Regions from separate parts of the Mus musculus genome. Here region 2 is linked to region 1. Evidence: chromatin loops called from intact Hi-C (ENCODE). Cell type or tissue: gastrocnemius. All regions are shown on one strand. Each heading gives the region's core, and the rest is flanking DNA. Links, peaks and the distances in the headings are about the cores only. Region 1 holds the start of Gm52147 (a long non-coding RNA gene). Region 2 holds the start of Rft1 (RFT1 homolog).

Region 1 (8,330 bases), core at 281-8,280:
CTCTACCACACCAGCTGGAGGGCATTGCCTACTGAGGGGCCTGGACCTGACTCGCCCATCACAGTTCATGTCCCAGGCAGGACCAGAGGTAATCTCTGCTGCCACCTGCCTCCTTCTGGCACAATAAGGGCAGAGAGCAGGGTGAGAGAGACCAGGGCCATGCCCAGGTGAAGGGAGCTCTCTATTGCCACATCCTGGGCTCTCACTCACCCAAACCCATCTGGGCACATTTCCTGACCTCTGGCTATGATCTAAGCTGACTGTGTTGTCTGGGACCTGCAGAAGGCAGAAAGGAAGGAGCCAGGCCTACAGGAGGAAGTGCAATGTTGGGTACAACGTTGACTGTCCTTTCTGAAGATTCCCCCATATCTCTGGGACTGCTTCCTCATGCAAACCTGGCCCACTCCCATCCCTTTCCCCTCTGGTTCCAGTTACGAAATGGTGACTCCACAAAGACACCCGCCGGGGGTCTATGATCTCCAAGGGCTTTCCAGGGCCAAGCCAAACTGTGCCCCTCCTAGCTGTCCTCCGCAGCTTCTGCTCCTTGTCTCTCTTCTCAGAGCCTCTGCAGACCAGGGAGGGTCATCTTCTCATTCTCCTCCTGGCTCGTATTGAGCAAGCCTGTGAGCCATTGTGCTCATTGCCAAAGAAAGCACGACAAAGACTCACAGACTCCAAGGAGCCTCCCAGAGCCATGGGGAAAATCCTCCACTCTTCAGACCCTCTGCTGACCCACTGGAGAAGTGCGGAGCTTGACAGCCAGCAGCAGCCATTTCCTTAGGGGCTGTTGTGAAGATTAATTACAGGCCACAATGCAGGGAAGCAGTAAGAATGGTACTTGACATAGTGTCATTGTCCTGAACTTGTGGGCCACACACAGTGCATGCCAGGCACGCTTATTCGTATCTGTCACATGATGGCCCAAGTGATACCCCTTAAACTCCTGGCCCACAGCAGGCACCCACTCCTGCCAAGGACCATAAGAAATTAGGCACATAGCACTCACACCAACGCCACCCACAGCCCATGTGTCCTCCATCCCAAGTGAAATCGGTAAGATCGACTCCCAACAGGCCTTTCGGAAGAAAGTACTTCCCCACAGGCCTTGGCCTTTGTGTAGCACTTAACGTGGGCTGAGAAGCAAATGTCAGGGCTTCCTGAGTATGTATTTAACGCAGGCAGAGGGAGAAAACTGTGCGTCTTCTAAGGCCCACTTAAAGAGCCCGATTTAGGAACAGATATTAAGGTTCAAAGACTGAAATCACAGAGGATATAGCTGTGGAGGGCAAAAGTAGATCAGCTGATGAGACTCAGAGAATGCCTGTGACCTCAGGACATCAGGAGCCTAACGCCATCTGAGTCATGGTAACTTGGGCCAGGCTTCCCACTTTAGGAACATTTCTCTGTCCTTGGTCCCCTTCTGTGTTTTCAGATCTTGCGTGCGCTGTCTTCCCTCCTAAGGGGATAAAAGGGCTCTGGCCAGGCGGTTAGGATTCAGAAGAGCAAACAAGGTGGCCCAGCCTCTGGTCTCCCACAAGCAGTCGTCATCCAAGGTCATTTGCTACGCAGACACAGTCGGGGGTCAGGAGGGGTACAGAAGCCCTGTCCAGCTTTGATGGTTCCAAAGTGGAAGCAGGTGCCAGAGAGAGCTGAAAGTTAAGTCCTGGTAAAGTCAGGCCAAGGGCAGCCATGGGAAGTCCTGGATCCCTCCCCACACTGGCAAATCTGAATGCAGCCTCATTTCCTCTATTAGAACCTCTCTATTAGAAAATGTGGACCTCCGACTCGCATCAGTCCTACATACATTAATGGGGACCTGTTGGGAACTATGGGCACCATGTTAGGATGAACACTATCCTCTGAGACAAAACAGATAATTGTTTATGTAAGGAGAGATATTATTGCTTATGTTTCTCTGGGTCCCCAGCAGTCAGAGACTGTTTAAAGTGTTCAGCACTGTCCCTGGCATGAAGACTGATGGTAGGCAGTCTCTGCAGTGCCTGCAAGATGGCATCCACCAGGGGGCGATGTAGCCCAGCCAGGCAGTGGGCGATGTTGCCCTGCCAAGTGGCCATCTCACAGACCCCTCGGTTTTTCTGTCTGTTGTCTTAGACACGTAGCAGTGCTCCACGGGCTCAGAAGCCAATACTCCTCCACACAATGGGCTGGTCTGGCAGCGCTGACTTGATTTCCAAGGTGTGGCTTTCTGGGCAGCTTTTCCTAGCTTCACTGGGCAATATGCAGATTCCTACCTCGCCTAGCTTGCTCTCGGTCCTGATGCACATACATATCAGGAGAGCTTTCAAAATATGATGCCTGGGCCTCCTCCAAGATGACAGTGTTATTAGACGTGGCTAACCCGGGAACTGGGTTCCAGGACTCAGCCAGAACCGCGACCCCTGCTAAGAACTTGGTATGAAAGATATGTACCTTTTATCAGTATGCACTGCTGAATTCCAGGCAGCCTAACACACATCTAAAGTCTAGCTGGTCCTTCTATCCATCCATCTGTCTACATATCCATCCACTCGCTCAGGCATTTCTTTTCTGTAGCTCTGCCCTGTACCCCCAGCTGCCAGTGCCCTCAGAAGCGAGCACATTTGGGCTTTGAGAAGTTGCTCAATGGTTAAGAGTATGGACTGCTCTTTCTGAGGACCTGAATTTGGCTACCATCATCCAAAGTGGCTCTTATTAGGGGATGGTTTTGTGTACTGTATTTCAGATGCTGACTTCTGTGCCCAGGGACCTGGTTGTAGTTCAGACGTTGGCACTGTCACGATTATTGGAGCATCTCCTGTCTCAATGATGTGTAAAGACTGTTTTCTAACAAAGTGTCCATCAGCTGGACAGTAGCTGGACAGGAGAAGAGAATAGGACAGGATTTCCAATCCCAGTGAGCAAGTCCCAAGCAGGAAGAGAGAGAGAGACAGACAGAGAGATGGAGAGAGACAGAGAGGGAGAAAGAGGAGGACCAGGAGGATTCACTATGAGGTCCCCATGAGAGAGCAGCCATGAGGACACACATGGACCAGAGCGAGCCAGGAGGGCAAGACTCAGATGGCAAGTAATTGGCCTGTTTGGGAAGTAATCTGGGCCAGCACAGCTGGGCTAGGATAGCTCAGAACCTGCCCAGCTTAGTGCTTGCAGATTATTAATAAATATAAGGTCTCTGTGACATTTACATGGGAACAAGGAGTCACATAGAAGAAAACTCCCAGAAATACATTTACAGCTAACAATTCCCTGTGATTCCAGGGATCTGATTCTTCTGGTCTGAGGGCCACCTGTTCTTACATGTGCATGTGCACGTGCGCGCGCACACACACACACACACACACATTTAAGAATAAAAACACAGTGTAAAGCAGGCACGTGGAAGGAAGAAAGTGGAATCCCACCGAGCCACTGGTTCCCTTCTGCTCTCTTTGCAGAACTCTCGGCCCTGCACCTGTTGGGAGAATCCTTGAGCAGCTCCTCAAATGCCCAGGCTTTTGCTCACTTCCTGTCTCCTTCAGTTACCATGGGCAGAAGCAGGCATTCCGGCAAGTCTGGGCATGAGGGTCTTGAGTACCTGTCTGAAGGGGGAGCATTGAATGACTAGGTAGATACCTATTAGTTGTCTACCTGCAGTCATCCAGTGTGGGGTAGAAGGTGTCTTCTCCCCTGAGGGGCAGGGTCACAGTGGCTGCTGTGTATGCAATACATATAAACAGAATTGTGTCATCATAGCCAACGGCAATACCATGGTCAGCCCCATCCTTCAATGAGGAAGTGAAACTGAGGTCCTGGGAGACTGAGTCACTTGCTGAGGTCACTAGGACACACAGCATTTAAACCAGGGCATTCTGACTGCAGAGGCTGGGCTTCTGCTCCCAGGCTCCTGAGCATCTGCAGTGCCCCGTCCTGTACTGAGCGGGCTGCTTGCTCTGTCCTTTACGACGGCTGGGCTTCCTGCTGCTTGTATATCCACTTGGCAAGGGCTTTCTGCCTGCTTCCAGACCCTTAGATGCTAGGGAAAGTGGCTTTGAGCCTAGCATGAGAGGCATTTCCTGGCCAATGAGCCAGGCCTGGCACCTACTCAAGAGCTGGGAACAGGTCTACAGACAAGACATGTGGCCTTCCAGGCATCCAGGCAGAGGCAGTGTCCCTGAGAGCTGCTTCCCACAGCAAGTGAGGGCTTCCTGAGGCAGGCCCCACAGGCACCAGCCACTGTGAAGCCGTGTGTGAAGCCTTCCCAAACCAGCCATTCACAAGGCAGCACCGATTAGTGCTTCCCTCTACCAGCGAAGAGACAGGCTGACAAGGAACTCAGCCAGTGTGTGGCAGCATAGTGAAACTCAAACCTTTGGCTACTTTTCTAGATTCTGTGTTCTCAGCACTCCTCACTGCCTGAAGCTGAGAAACAACCTAACTCTCCCTCCCTTCCGCAGGGGGAGGAGACCCATCATCGAATGTAAAGCTGTGTGCCGGGCAGGCCCTGCTTAGAGTGGCAAGATGGTGGGAGCCCCCAAATGTGAGCACCAGCACAACTTCTGTGCTCTCACTATTGCCCTGGTTCATGGAAGTGCTGGAGATCTTTGCATGCTATAGCAGAAGCAGGACACGGGGGACCCTAGGCACCTCCCTTCCTTATTCCAGTGTCACCATGTCATATTGTGAGGACCAATGTCACTGCTTCCAGTGTCCAGGCTGGCCCATCACAGGTACAATGAGAGGCAGCGTGTCTTCCTGAGAGGACAGAACTATACTCCCATCCCCACAACCCTCTTCCTTGGGCAGTTTCAGTCCATCTTGCCTTCTCAAGCTGTGGAAATTTGTACCTCAGCCCAAAAGAATGAACTGCTGGCAGTCAGTAGCACGGCTACTGGACCAGCCAATCAGGAGCTAGGACTGCCTCATCCACCTCCAGGACAAAGAGCCAGCTGGGTCCCAGGGGCTGGACCAGAGGGGCCCAAGGGAGGGCCCTGTTTGAGAACGGTGCCCCAGGCTGCAGGCAGGAGCAGTCCAGTGGGGGAAGGGACAAACTAGAAGCTTACAGAATGGGAGGCATGGAAGCGGTGAAGAGAGCCCAGTCAGGGAGCTCCTGCACAACATGGCCACGCTGGCTCGCAGGCAGCTGCCAGGTACTGCTGTGTCTTAGAGCCAGACTCCTTGACTGTGCAGTCGGTTTGGTCAGCATACTGAAACATCCCATCCAGGCACTAAGCATTTTCTCTCCCACCCTGCCCCTCTCTTCTCCAGCCAGGCAGGGACTCCTGTGGGATCATTTTAGAACGTAGATGCCGACCCCTGTCCCAAGAATGAAGATAAACAGTAAAAAAGATGTGTAGTTTTGGGCAAGTGTGGTGACACTCAGGAGGCAGAGGCAGAAGGACCTCTGTGGGGCCAGCCTGAACTACAGAGCAAGCTGGAGATCAGCCAAGACTACACAGAGAGACCCTGTCTCAAAACATGAAGCACTTAAGCAAACTTGAGTATTGAGACACACTTCCAGCTTTGTGCCTCTGATCCTCCTTTCCGGTCTGGCCTTCTGCCTCTCCGAACTTCTGGGCTGGCCCTCTCTACCCAGTCACAGATTACAGCCCATCTCACCTCCTACCATAACCCCACAGAGACATCTGTGGTTCCTGCAGTGCCAGGGCCCTGGGGCAAAAGGAAACCCCTAAACACAAACACATTTGCATGAAGACCCAGGGGTCTGCCACTGCAGCCAACGGTGGCAGGAGCACCTGCTACCAACTTCCTGGGACATAAATGTCCCCACAGCCAGGTTGGTACCATTCAGTGTTTATTTAGACACACATAAAAGAACCTGTGGTTCAGACAGCTTGTGCTCTTCTTTTCTTTTGGTCATATATATATACATACGTACATACATACACATATATATGTATATGTGTGTATATATATATACACACATATACATATGTTTTTTTTTAAAAAGGTCAACACATCACCAGTCTCCTACATGCTTTCTATACTGAGCAATATATACAGCCTATTATATATATGTGCATATATATAATATATATTTCAATAACTACATTCAAGTAATGAAACACAGGATTTACAGTTTCCCTCTGATGGCAAAGGGAAGGCAAATTCACAAACAGTTCACAGAGGAAGTACTGTGAGCCCAGCCAGCAGGAGCCGGACTCTCCAAGGAGGAGGGGGTGGCAGCAGAAATCAGCCAGTCACCCACTGTTCTCCACGGGCAATGCGGTGCAAACCAGGGCAGACGGGCCTACTCTGCCAGGGCGTTTAAAGCAGGTCTGGGAGCTTAATTAAATGTCCAGGAATTGCTCAAACTTGGGATTCACAAAGGAGAAGCCATGGAAGGCTTCCTGGTCCATAGAGTCGATGAGGTTCTTGTCACTGAAGGAAAGCTGAGGTTTCTCATTCAGGAACTCTGGGTCAAAGTTGCTGTAGTCTGAAGGGGATTTCTGTGGGCAAAAGGCAGTGGCAGGTAAGAGTGACTTGACTGAAAGGGTGTCTCCAAGGTCTGCCTTCAAAGACATGGCAAGGCGCCCAGGCTTCTGGGGCCCTTGTTGGGGCAAGCCAGGGCAGTCAGCTCAGTTGGGAAAGAGGATGTCACTGGTAACCCAAGGACAGTGCCATCACAGGGGAATGCTATTCCCCAGAGGTGAGGAAGGCAGGCAGGGAGCACTGGGGAAGTAAGGACAGGGGATATCCTGGGACATCCTGCAGAGCAGGGCCAGTCAACAACGGCCTATGGGCCTCAGATCTCCTGCTCTGCTCTTAATGGAGGTCTATAAGTTAAGAATAGCTTTCACTATTTTTAGATAGTTGGTTTTAGTTTTGGTATTTTTGAAACAAAAGTCTCATTATGTAGCCCATGCTGTCTACAAAATCATGATCCTCCTGCCTCAGCCTCCCAAACACTAGAACCGCTACACACCACCACTTACAGCTCTAGCCTCTATGATTTTAAATGGTTGGGAGGAAAAAAAAAAAAAAAAAGACTATCCAATGGCATATGAAAATGAAGTCAAATGCAAACACCTGTGCCCACAAATCAAGTTTTATGACTACACAGCCACACCCATCTGCAGAACAAGGAAGGCGGCTGCACTGAGCACAGGGCTGCAAAACTGTAAGTGTTTATTCTTAGGATGTTTATAAGGAAAGTTCCTAATTCACTGCCTGCCCCCGAGGACTGGATAAGATAGTAACAGGTGAGCACCCTTCTCTCTTCTCACACCACAGTCCCAGAGACAACGGCGACTACTGCATCTGCAGCAAAACAGGCTCAGCCATATCAGCTCTCACTCTGGAGAGTCTTGACAGGTAAAAGATCAGAATCTGGTTTTTGTTCTTGTTTTTGCTCTTTCAAGACAGTCTCATGCAACTGAGGCTGGCCCTGAACCCCTGCTCTTCCTGCCTCTACCTCCCAAGGGCTGGGATTATAGCTATGTCCTACCTACCATGCCTGGTTTTGGTCTTTCATTTTGACCTTTACTTGGGGAGGACGCTGACCGGCTGGGGGAGTACTCTGCCATGAGCTATAGGTACACCAGAGCCCCTGGGCCCACTTCCTGTGAGGCCCCACTCTTAGGCCTGAAAGCCCACTGTCCTGCTCAGCCCCCAGAGGCAGAGGCTGCTCACATGTCCACTGAGTGGAGGAATAACTGGGGAGCAAGAGCCATATACTGCCCTTATAGCTGAGCCAGCCTGTCACCCTGGTCAGGGAGCCTTTGATTATGACTTCCACGGGGGGGAAGTGTTCTGCTATCTCAAGCACAAATGTGGGGCAGGCCAGACTGCCCAGTGAGAACAGTATGTCCTGGCAGAAGACAAGTGAGAGAAAAGGTAGCCAGAGAAGGAGCTATGACCACAAAAGGGACACTGTGCCCTAACTTCTTCTTCTTTTTTTTTTTTTTAAAGACAGGATCGTGCTGGGAAGTGGGTTTGAAGTCAGGAAGCTCCTGTATCCCTCTGAGCATTAGGACTACAGCACACTGATGTACACACCCAGCAGGTTCCAGCTTCCCGGTGCCGTGATCTACTTATCTCAGCCAGTCCCAGTGATACAGATCAGCTCACCACCTGGGATGCCCTCTCCCTGTCTGACAGCTGAGCCCCACTCCCATATACCAGTTCGTCCAAAGCATCCTCACAGACCACTCTGGTCCTGCATTTCTGGTTCCTACTGCTAGTCCCTCTGGGAAGCAACCTGTAATGTGTGCCCTGTGACATCTCCCCTACTGCTGCCTTCTATCAGAGTGTCACCAGTGTCTAGGCATCTGGTCTGGGCTCCTCGGGGTTTAGGACTTTTTCTCAGTCTGCCAAAGCCTAGCACTGTGCTCGGT
Region 2 (8,330 bases), core at 281-8,280, 58 kb after region 1:
CAATAACCAGCCCAACTTGAGACCCACCCCATGGGTAAGCACCAATTCCTGACATTGTTAATGACACTCTGTTGTGCTTGCATACAGGAGTCTAACATAGCTGTCCTCTGAGAGGGTCCACCCAGCAGCTCACTTAGATGCAGACACCCACAGTCAAACAGTGGATGACACTTGGGGACTCTTATGGAAGAAAAGGAGGAAGGATTGTGGTCCCTAAGGGGAGGGACCACAGGAAGACCAACAGAGTCAATTAACCTGGAACCTTGGGGCCCTCAGAGATTAAACCACCAAACAAACAACTACACAGGCAGAACCTAGGCCTCTCTGCATAGATGTAGCAGATGTGCAGCTTGGCCTTCATGCGGGCCCCGAACAGCTGGAGTGGGACTATCCCAGAAGCTGTTGTCTGTACATGGGATATGTTCTTCTAGCTGGGCTGCCTTGTCTGGCCTCAGTGGGAGAGGATGTGCCAGGGTGGGCGGATACCCAGGGGCCCCCACACACTCAGAGGAGAAGGGGAGGTTAATGGGGGAGGGATTGTAGGATGGGGTGACTGGGAGGGGGCCAGTGAATGGGATGTAAAGTGAATAATAATGAAGGAAAGATAGAAAAAATAAAAGAGAATTATTATGGGCTCTGCTTGGTGGCATACCCCTTTAATCCTGGAACTTGGAAGGCAGAGGCAGGGGATCTTTGAGTCTGAGGCCAGCCTGATTTACACAGTGAGTTTCACACTATCCAGGGCTACATACTAAGATCCTGTCTCAAAAAAATTTTTTTACAGGAATGGAACACAGAGATCCAAAAATATTAAATGTTTTTCAACATCCAAGGGAGGAAATAGTATCCACCCTATTGATGTAAATGTGACAAAATGATGGTAATTGCTCGTGTTTGTAACGCATGTTCATTCTAAGTGCCTGGTAAAAGAAACATTTCCATACATGTTATCTTATGTAATTCTTACAGTAACCCTTATGGAAGGTTTTACGATCACTTCCATTTTATAGATCATGAAACAGTGACAGAGAGGCGAAATGACACCCAAGGAGTATTGGCGCTTGGGTCAGTTTGGATCAGTCTCTTTTCACAAGAATGGTTCTATGAGACCTGGTAGCCTTCACACCCACAATAAGAGCCAAAAGACAGGAATGAAAGTTGCTGCTATGGCTGTCTGTTTTGGGGTTGTCTCCAAGGATACACCTAAGTTGGTGGAGAGCTTGACCAGTATACAGAAGGGACAGGTCCAGTGCTCAGCATGGCATGAATCAGGAGCGCTGGGCACCTGGGAGAGCTTTTGGAAAGCTGGTCTGGGAGCGTGTGGGGCTACTTTCCAGCCAGACTGTGGTTTTAAGGGACAGGAAATGTAGCATGTGTTTAGACGAGGGGTGGCCTAAACCCTCAACTGGCTCTGATCCAAATTCTTTGGGGTTATGGATACACAAGGGCAGCCTCATGTGACCCTTCTATGTGTGTAGCCTTGGAGCCAAGCCCCAGAGACAGTTCCTTTCCACCCACCCCATGAGAAACCCTGTGTCAGGTCCAGGTCAGTGATGAGTGGGCCAGGGACATTTCCTCACCAGGGACTTTTTGAATTCCTGAGAAGTGGCTTGAAGGAAACGGTAAAGGGAACCTCTGATGCCCTGTAGCTAGGATTCAATGTTATCTCTGCCACCCCTTAGAGCCTCAGTTTCTCCATCTGTGAAATGTGCATAATTACATTTTGTTATTAGCCCACCTTATAAGACTGAGAGGATATTGTTGAGGTGAAATGCAGAATCTTGGGCCTAGATAAAGAACCAGAATCAGAGAAGCAAAATTGATGCCTAGACTAGGACACATTTTGTACACTTTTTCTTTTTCTGTCTTGATATATAGCCCAGGCTGGGCTTGATCTCAGATCCTGTCTCAGCCTCCCGCATGCTGAGACTGAAGATGTATACTAGTGTTTCACAGGTTTGCAGGCACACACGACCAACCCCACGTCCACACATGCTCATCTAAGAACTCCCTCATACTGCATGCTCTCCGGCTTCATATGTGTGCACGTATGTATCTACACACTATCTCAAAGCGGATTCTGGCAAGCAGAACAAGCAAATTCACACCGACCCACTTGTGAACACATGTGACTGATTTCCCCCCACCCCCATACAGGGTTCCTCTGTGTAACCCTGGCTGTTCTAGATGTCCTGGAACTCACTCTGTAGACCAGATTGGCCTCGAACTCAGAGATCAGGCTGTCATTGTCTCCAGAGTGCTGGGATTAGAGGCGTGCGCCACCACGATACCCAGCTCAAAGATTTATTTACTTATGTATTTTATGTATATGGTGGGTACTTTGCAGGCACATCTCACATCAGAATATGGCCTCAGACAGTTGTGAGCTTCTATATGGGTGCTGGGAATTGAACTCAGGACCTTTGGAGGGGCCATGAGTGTTCTTAACCACTGAGCCCTGGTGTTGTTTTTGGGGCCAGGGTCTCACTCTACAGCTCAGGCTGCTTCAAACTCACACTGAATCCTCCTGTGCTATCCTCCTGACGGCTGAAATTACAAATGCGTTCCACCAAGCCCTTAATTTGTATTCATTCACACACTCCTGTTCACGGACTTGCTGTTCTCAGGACTGCTGGCTCAACACTGGCCACAGGCTGCTGGGTACAAGAATTCTGCACCAAGAGTAGCCACAGCCAACTACTAGGTTCACCCACAGGCTCAGCAAGTTCCCTCTTCCCGGGCTCCACTGACTGTGACTGACGGGGATCTTCTTTGATGCTTCGGCCAGAACGATCTCTCCACCTACCCCATCTCTATGTTCCCCTTGCATGGTTTTGGTACCTCGGTCTGTCTGCTCTCACTTGGGGTTCTTCCCAAGAGAGACCCTGAGGCCTGAGCGTGGAGTAATAGTGGTTCATTCTCTCTTAAGCCCCTTCCAATGCCCAGCTCAGAGCTCTGGATCTGGAATGAACCACATTGTTATTGTTGGTATTACAGGCTACTCTGCACAAATCAATGCTCAGAGAGAAACCAGGGTCTTGTGGCTGCTCACACCACTCCATAGAAAGACCTATGATCCAGGAAGTGCTGTATGCACAGTTCTTGACACAGGTGTTCCCAAGGCTCTCATTTAGGCACTGTCTCCAGGCCCTGATGTTCTGACCACTACCCTGGTAGCATATCCTATTGGAGAGTTGAACAAGCCCAGAACAGCTTTCAGCACTTCTTTACCCACTTTGGGCAGACAGAGGCTTCAGACCACTGAGGCAGATAGATTTCCCAAGGTGCCTGAAGGTACCCTCAGGGAGTACTTTTCAGAGTTTTGTCCAGAGCATCATAACCAATCATGGTAATATAAAGTTCCAGGCCAGCATGGGCTACAGGGTAAGTAAGACTCGTTGTCAAAGGCAAAACAGGCAAACACCACAAAACCAATGCAGATACCCCAAATCCTTCCTGAATCGTAACTGCTGAGGGGGAGCACAGCGTTCTAAAGGGATAGCCCAGTTCACACTCTGGTGTTTCCAACCACCACCCCTCAAACAGGTCCCCTAACTTTGCCAAGTCTGTTCCCTGGCCTGTACAGCAGAGGGGACAGTGGTCTTGTTGGGCTGCTAACGGAGTTCAGTTTGACCATGAAAATACCCAGCACATAGCTTTGTAGACTCAACAACATGGGCTGTTGTGACCACAGCAGCCTTGTCATGCCCTGGGACTTTCAAGTGAGGGACAAAGTGTTGATGTTCTAGTTCAAGGAGGGGCCCTGTTGAAGGTTTTCCAAACAGCGAAAAGCCTTGGTCTGGGAGGGCCCTTGCCCAACGAGCCATGCCATCTAGTGGCTGTTGTGTGGGAACATGCCCAGTCCTGGTGCCTCCGCTCAGCCCAAGTCCAGGCCCCCACTTAACATAGCTTTTACTCTGCCTTCCACCCATTGGCAGCCTCCCATCCTGCCCCATTGCCCTGGAAGTCTAACTGGCTCAGCACCAGCCCTAGCACCTCCCACTAGTACAGTAATGAAATGCGAGTCCCAGACCAGCTTTCCCTGGCAGGGAGGTCACCTGGCACAGAAGCAAGTGGCAGGAAGGAACCCTGAGGAAAACAGCTTGTTTAGTGACCACCATTTATAGTTCTGAATTCTCAAGGAGTCTTTTTTTATTCTTTCACAATTGATTCCAATTTGGGATTTTATGATTTTTCTTCAGATTTAAGTTTTTAATCTCTTAGTAGAATTTAAGCTACTTGTGGGCCAAGCTGGTCTGCTAAAATTATCACACCCACCTTAACAGGACAGACAATATCTATATTTATGTCTATATTCATATCCAGATCAGTATCATAGATACTGTGGCTTAAACCCAGGCCTTCACACAAGCTGGGCAGTCACAGTACTACTGAGCTATAAACCCAATGCTAATATAATATCTCTTTAAAACAATCAGCATTGACCATGCCCCAGTGAGTATATGAACAACATAAATTAGACTTGGTTTTTATCCTTCTTCTTCTCCTCCTTCTCCTTCTTCTCCTTCTTCTCCTTCTCCTTCTTCTCCTTCTCCTTCTTCTCCTTCTTCTGCTTCCCCTCCTTCTCCTCCTCCTCCTCCTTCGAGGTCACAAAGGTTTGGGGGTGGACCTGGAAGAACTAGGAAGTGTTATTGGGGTGCATTATGTGAAGTTGCCAAATAATCAATAAAATACGTTGGATTTAAACAAACAAACAAACAAACAAACAAACAGCACACAGGGGGTCCTCCAGTTGGTGAGCTGCAGCAGGAGGGTTCCAGGAAAAGTCTGTCTGATGGTCAAACCTCACATTCTGTGTCTCAACACTCAACAAAGCTCATTCTGCCTAAGATGAGGACACAGAGGCTTTGAGCCATGCAGTCCATGTTCAGCAGTGCTAGCAACAGTGATGCACCAGGAGGCATTCGTGAGAGCTTAAGAGTGTTCTCTGTCGGTACATAGGATGCAAGAGTACAAAATGCTTTAAGGAACTATTGAGGTCAGCTTGAGCTGTTGTAACAAAACACCATAGACTGGGATGCACCATAGACTGGGATGCTTAAACAACAGATTTGCTTCTCCAATCCTGGATCCTAGAAGTCCAAGATCAGGGTGACAGCCAGTTTGGGTCTTGTGAGGGGACTCTTCTTGGTTTGTAAATAGCCACCTTCTTGCTATATCTACTCACAGTGAACGAGAAGTCATCCCACCCAAATATTTTTTGAGGTACTAAGCATCAAAACTATGGTAAGCAAACACTGCATCTCTAAGATGCATTACCTCAGACATCATCTTTATATGGCCACTGATTCACCATAGCCAGTTCCTCAAATGTCTTCTTTGTGTGGCCACTGATCCACCATAGCAGCCCTCAGATATCTTCTTAATATGGTCACTGACCCACTGTAGCCATTCCTCAAATATCTGGGCAATGGCCCCACCATAAAGGCTACATCTTTATCCTAATTACTTCCCAAGTACTCTCCTGAGTGTATTATATGTGTATATTATCACATTCAGGACTGTCACTATATGAATTCTGAGAAGATACATTTAGTCCATAGAAAGTACAGACTGTGGGGTAGTTAGGGGTCAGTATGGGGGCCCTGAAAAAGTGAAGAGTACTGTCAAGGAAGATATTTGGGCAGAGACCATGACAAAAACAAAGAAACACCCAACAGGGTCTCTTTGAGGACCACTAAGGGGGCTGGGTTTTTTGTTTGTTTGTTTTGAGACAGAATTCCACTATGTCTTTCTGGCTGTTCTTGATGTATGCTATATAGACCAGGCTAGCCTCAAACTCAGAGATACACCTGTCTCCTGAGTGCTGGGATGAAGGGATCCAAATATGAGCATCTAAAATGTACTGATAAAGATGGTAGTGATGTGTAAGATGACAGGCAGTTACCAGACAGCAAGGAAGGCCAAAGAGCTTTGAAAATGGTGATTGCGTATGTTGGCCACTTTAAAAAAAAAAGTATAAAGTACTTCCAGTCTGACCCTTGACCCCGATCTGTTCTGCCCAGGCCCATGATGTGCAGATTTGAACAAGGCACCTCACACCTCCAAGGCTTACTTTTCTCCTCTCGACAACCAGGCCAAGTATCAGAGCCTTGGGAAGGTTTCTACAGAGAACTACATACATGAAAATTCTGTGTCTGACCTTCAGTCCTCAGTTCTTCCTTTGCAAAATTGGGAGAAGTCCTGTCCAGCCCAGTTGGTGGAAGGGTTATGTAACTACATTCGTGTGATCGCCAATGGCAAGAATCTCACTGATTAGTCTCTGCTGAGCACTTTGTCCCGCAGCAGCCACTGCTGGCTTGTTTTGTTCTGTTTTCCTTTGCTTTGAAACAGGGCCTTCTGCTGGGGAACAGGGAACAGGAGTACAGGGAAGATAATTAGCAGGCCTGCAAATTAGCCCAGCAGGTTAAGAGCTTACCATGTAAGCCTGCCAATCTGAGTTTGACTGCAGAACCCATGTAAAGGTGGAAAGAGAGAACTGATGCCTGAGAGTTCACTGATACACACACAACTACACTATGCAAAAACAAATAAATATTTAATTCTCATCACTTGGGAGCTGGAGACAAGAGGATCGGGAGTTCAAGGCTATCCTAGTCTCTCTAAGTGAATTCCAGGCCAGCCCTGGCTACATAGAAAGACCTTATTTCAAAATAACAGCTGGAGTTGCGGCACTTGGGAGTCAGAAGCCGAAGCCCGCAGATCACTGAGTTCAAGGCAAGTCTGCTTTGCATATCGAGTTCTATGATAGCCAAGGCTACATAATGAGACCCTGTCTTAAAAAAAAAAAAAAAAAAATCAAGCCAAAAGATATCAGTTGGGGCTAGGGGTGCGCCCCAGTTATCCCAGTGTTCCAGAGACTGCGAGTTCTAGGCCAACATGGTCTACAGGGATCGGCGCTGAACACACTCTCAAAACAACAACAACAAAAATCAAGACACCCCAAGAAAATCAAGAGACACAGCCTCAAAAGTTGTTTGGAGTCGCAGCTTCTTGTGCTCCGCCCCTGCTGTCAAAGACCCAATCAGGAGCGAGCCTGTCCGTGACGCCATTTTTCCGCGACGAAGCGGGCGCGGGCCCCGTTTCCTCCTCGGAGCTGTGGCTCTGGGGCTATGGGCAGCCAGGAGGTGCTAGGCCAGGCGGCCCGGTTGGCCTCCTCGGGTCTCCTGCTGCAGGTACTCTGCTGCGCCCGCTCCAGCGCGTGGTGCCGCGGCCAAGCCTCCCGGGGAAGCTGCTCTGGGTCCCCCGCACTGCACAGGGTTCCACGGGGGACCACGGAGGCGGGGAGGGGCGCCGGGTCTAGGAGTTGGGAGACTGCGGTCCCAGTCTTGGCTGGTGACTACAAACAAGCCATTTTCTTTCTGAGCCTTGTGTTTCCGTGTGATGATAGGAGACAGTTTAAACAACTATCAACAAACAGTAGACAGAGGCTACTTTAATCTGATATTTTAAGGGGTTCATTTCTGGAGTGTTTCACTCTTGATCCTCAAAACTGTTCTTCAACTCTGATTCTCTTTGAGTTTAGAGAGCCCATATGGCGTAGCTAAGAACAAGGATCGGGTTCAGGCAATGCTTGTCCAGTGACCTAGGACAAGTCACTTCAGCCCCTGAGCTTTTAGCTCCTTGTTGACAAAAATGAGTGTAATAGTATCTAATTCAGAAAGCAATTTGCAAGGATTGTTTGGGATCTTTTGAATAAGCTCACTTAGCGCAGTACCAGCATCCTAGTGTGCACTTAATAAACTGCATCTGCTGTGTGTCCTTGGACAGACTCTTTTTTGGCTTTGTATTTTTTTTTCTTTCTTTTGCAGATGACACTTGCTAGTTCGTCCACATGGTCCAGAGTCCACCTTCACCTTTATCCTAGAGAGGCACAAAGAGGTTAGGAGAGAGAAGCAGGCTGAATTAGATTCAGGTTAGGTGGCCCCTTTTAAGATAAGAGTTACTTGGGTTAGGTGTAGTAGCTCAAGTCTTTCATCCCAACACTCAAGAGGTTGAGTTCTCTGTGAGTTCCAATCTGAGCTCCAGTCTAGATAGGGTTACATACTTAGACCTTGTCTCAAAAAAAAGTTCAAATCAATTGGCTTTTTTTCTGAGCATCGGTTTATTCTTTTCTTCCTTCCTTCTTTCCTTCTTCGTCTTTGTCTTCTTCTTCTTTTTTTTTTTTTTTTAAAGACAAGATCTCTCTATGCCTCCCTGGCTGTCCTGTAACTCACTGTGTAGACCAGGCTGGCTTTGACCTCAGATATGCCCTGCCTCTGCTTATAGGCATGAGACACCAGTCCTGGCTTTATTTATTTATTTATGAA

The links. Peaks named below come from ENCODE experiments on the same cell type or tissue, not always from the same donor. Only the 100,000 strongest peaks of a DNase experiment are listed, where the experiment ranks them.
Region 2: it touches region 1 in a loop (6-fold over the local background); 13 of 42 quality-filtered maps call a loop at or near these places.

The regions. Positions count from the first base shown.
Region 1 is chr14:30,589,583-30,597,912 of GRCm38, forward strand. It overlaps Prkcd (protein kinase C, delta), which reads right to left. Exons shown (of 18, transcript NM_011103.3): 18 at 5,772-6,443. The coding sequence ends at 6,285. Gm52147 (a long non-coding RNA gene) reads left to right here and starts at 7,048. Exons shown (of 3, transcript XR_003951217.1): 1 at 7,048-7,114; 2 at 7,228-7,308; 3 at 7,906-7,975. In gastrocnemius, for the core only: a CTCF peak has its summit at 4,293; DNase peaks (open chromatin) are centred at 2,035, 4,060, 4,963 and 6,563; H3K4me3 peaks cover 1,602 bases; H3K27ac peaks cover 4,923 bases.
Region 2 is chr14:30,647,280-30,655,609 of GRCm38, forward strand. Rft1 (RFT1 homolog) reads left to right here and starts at 7,096. Exons shown (of 13, transcript NM_177815.3): 1 at 7,096-7,196. The coding sequence starts at 7,134. In gastrocnemius, for the core only: CTCF peaks have their summits at 3,838 (motif pointing left) and 7,136; DNase peaks (open chromatin) are centred at 3,943 and 7,081; H3K4me3 peaks cover 1,396 bases; H3K27ac peaks cover 2,867 bases.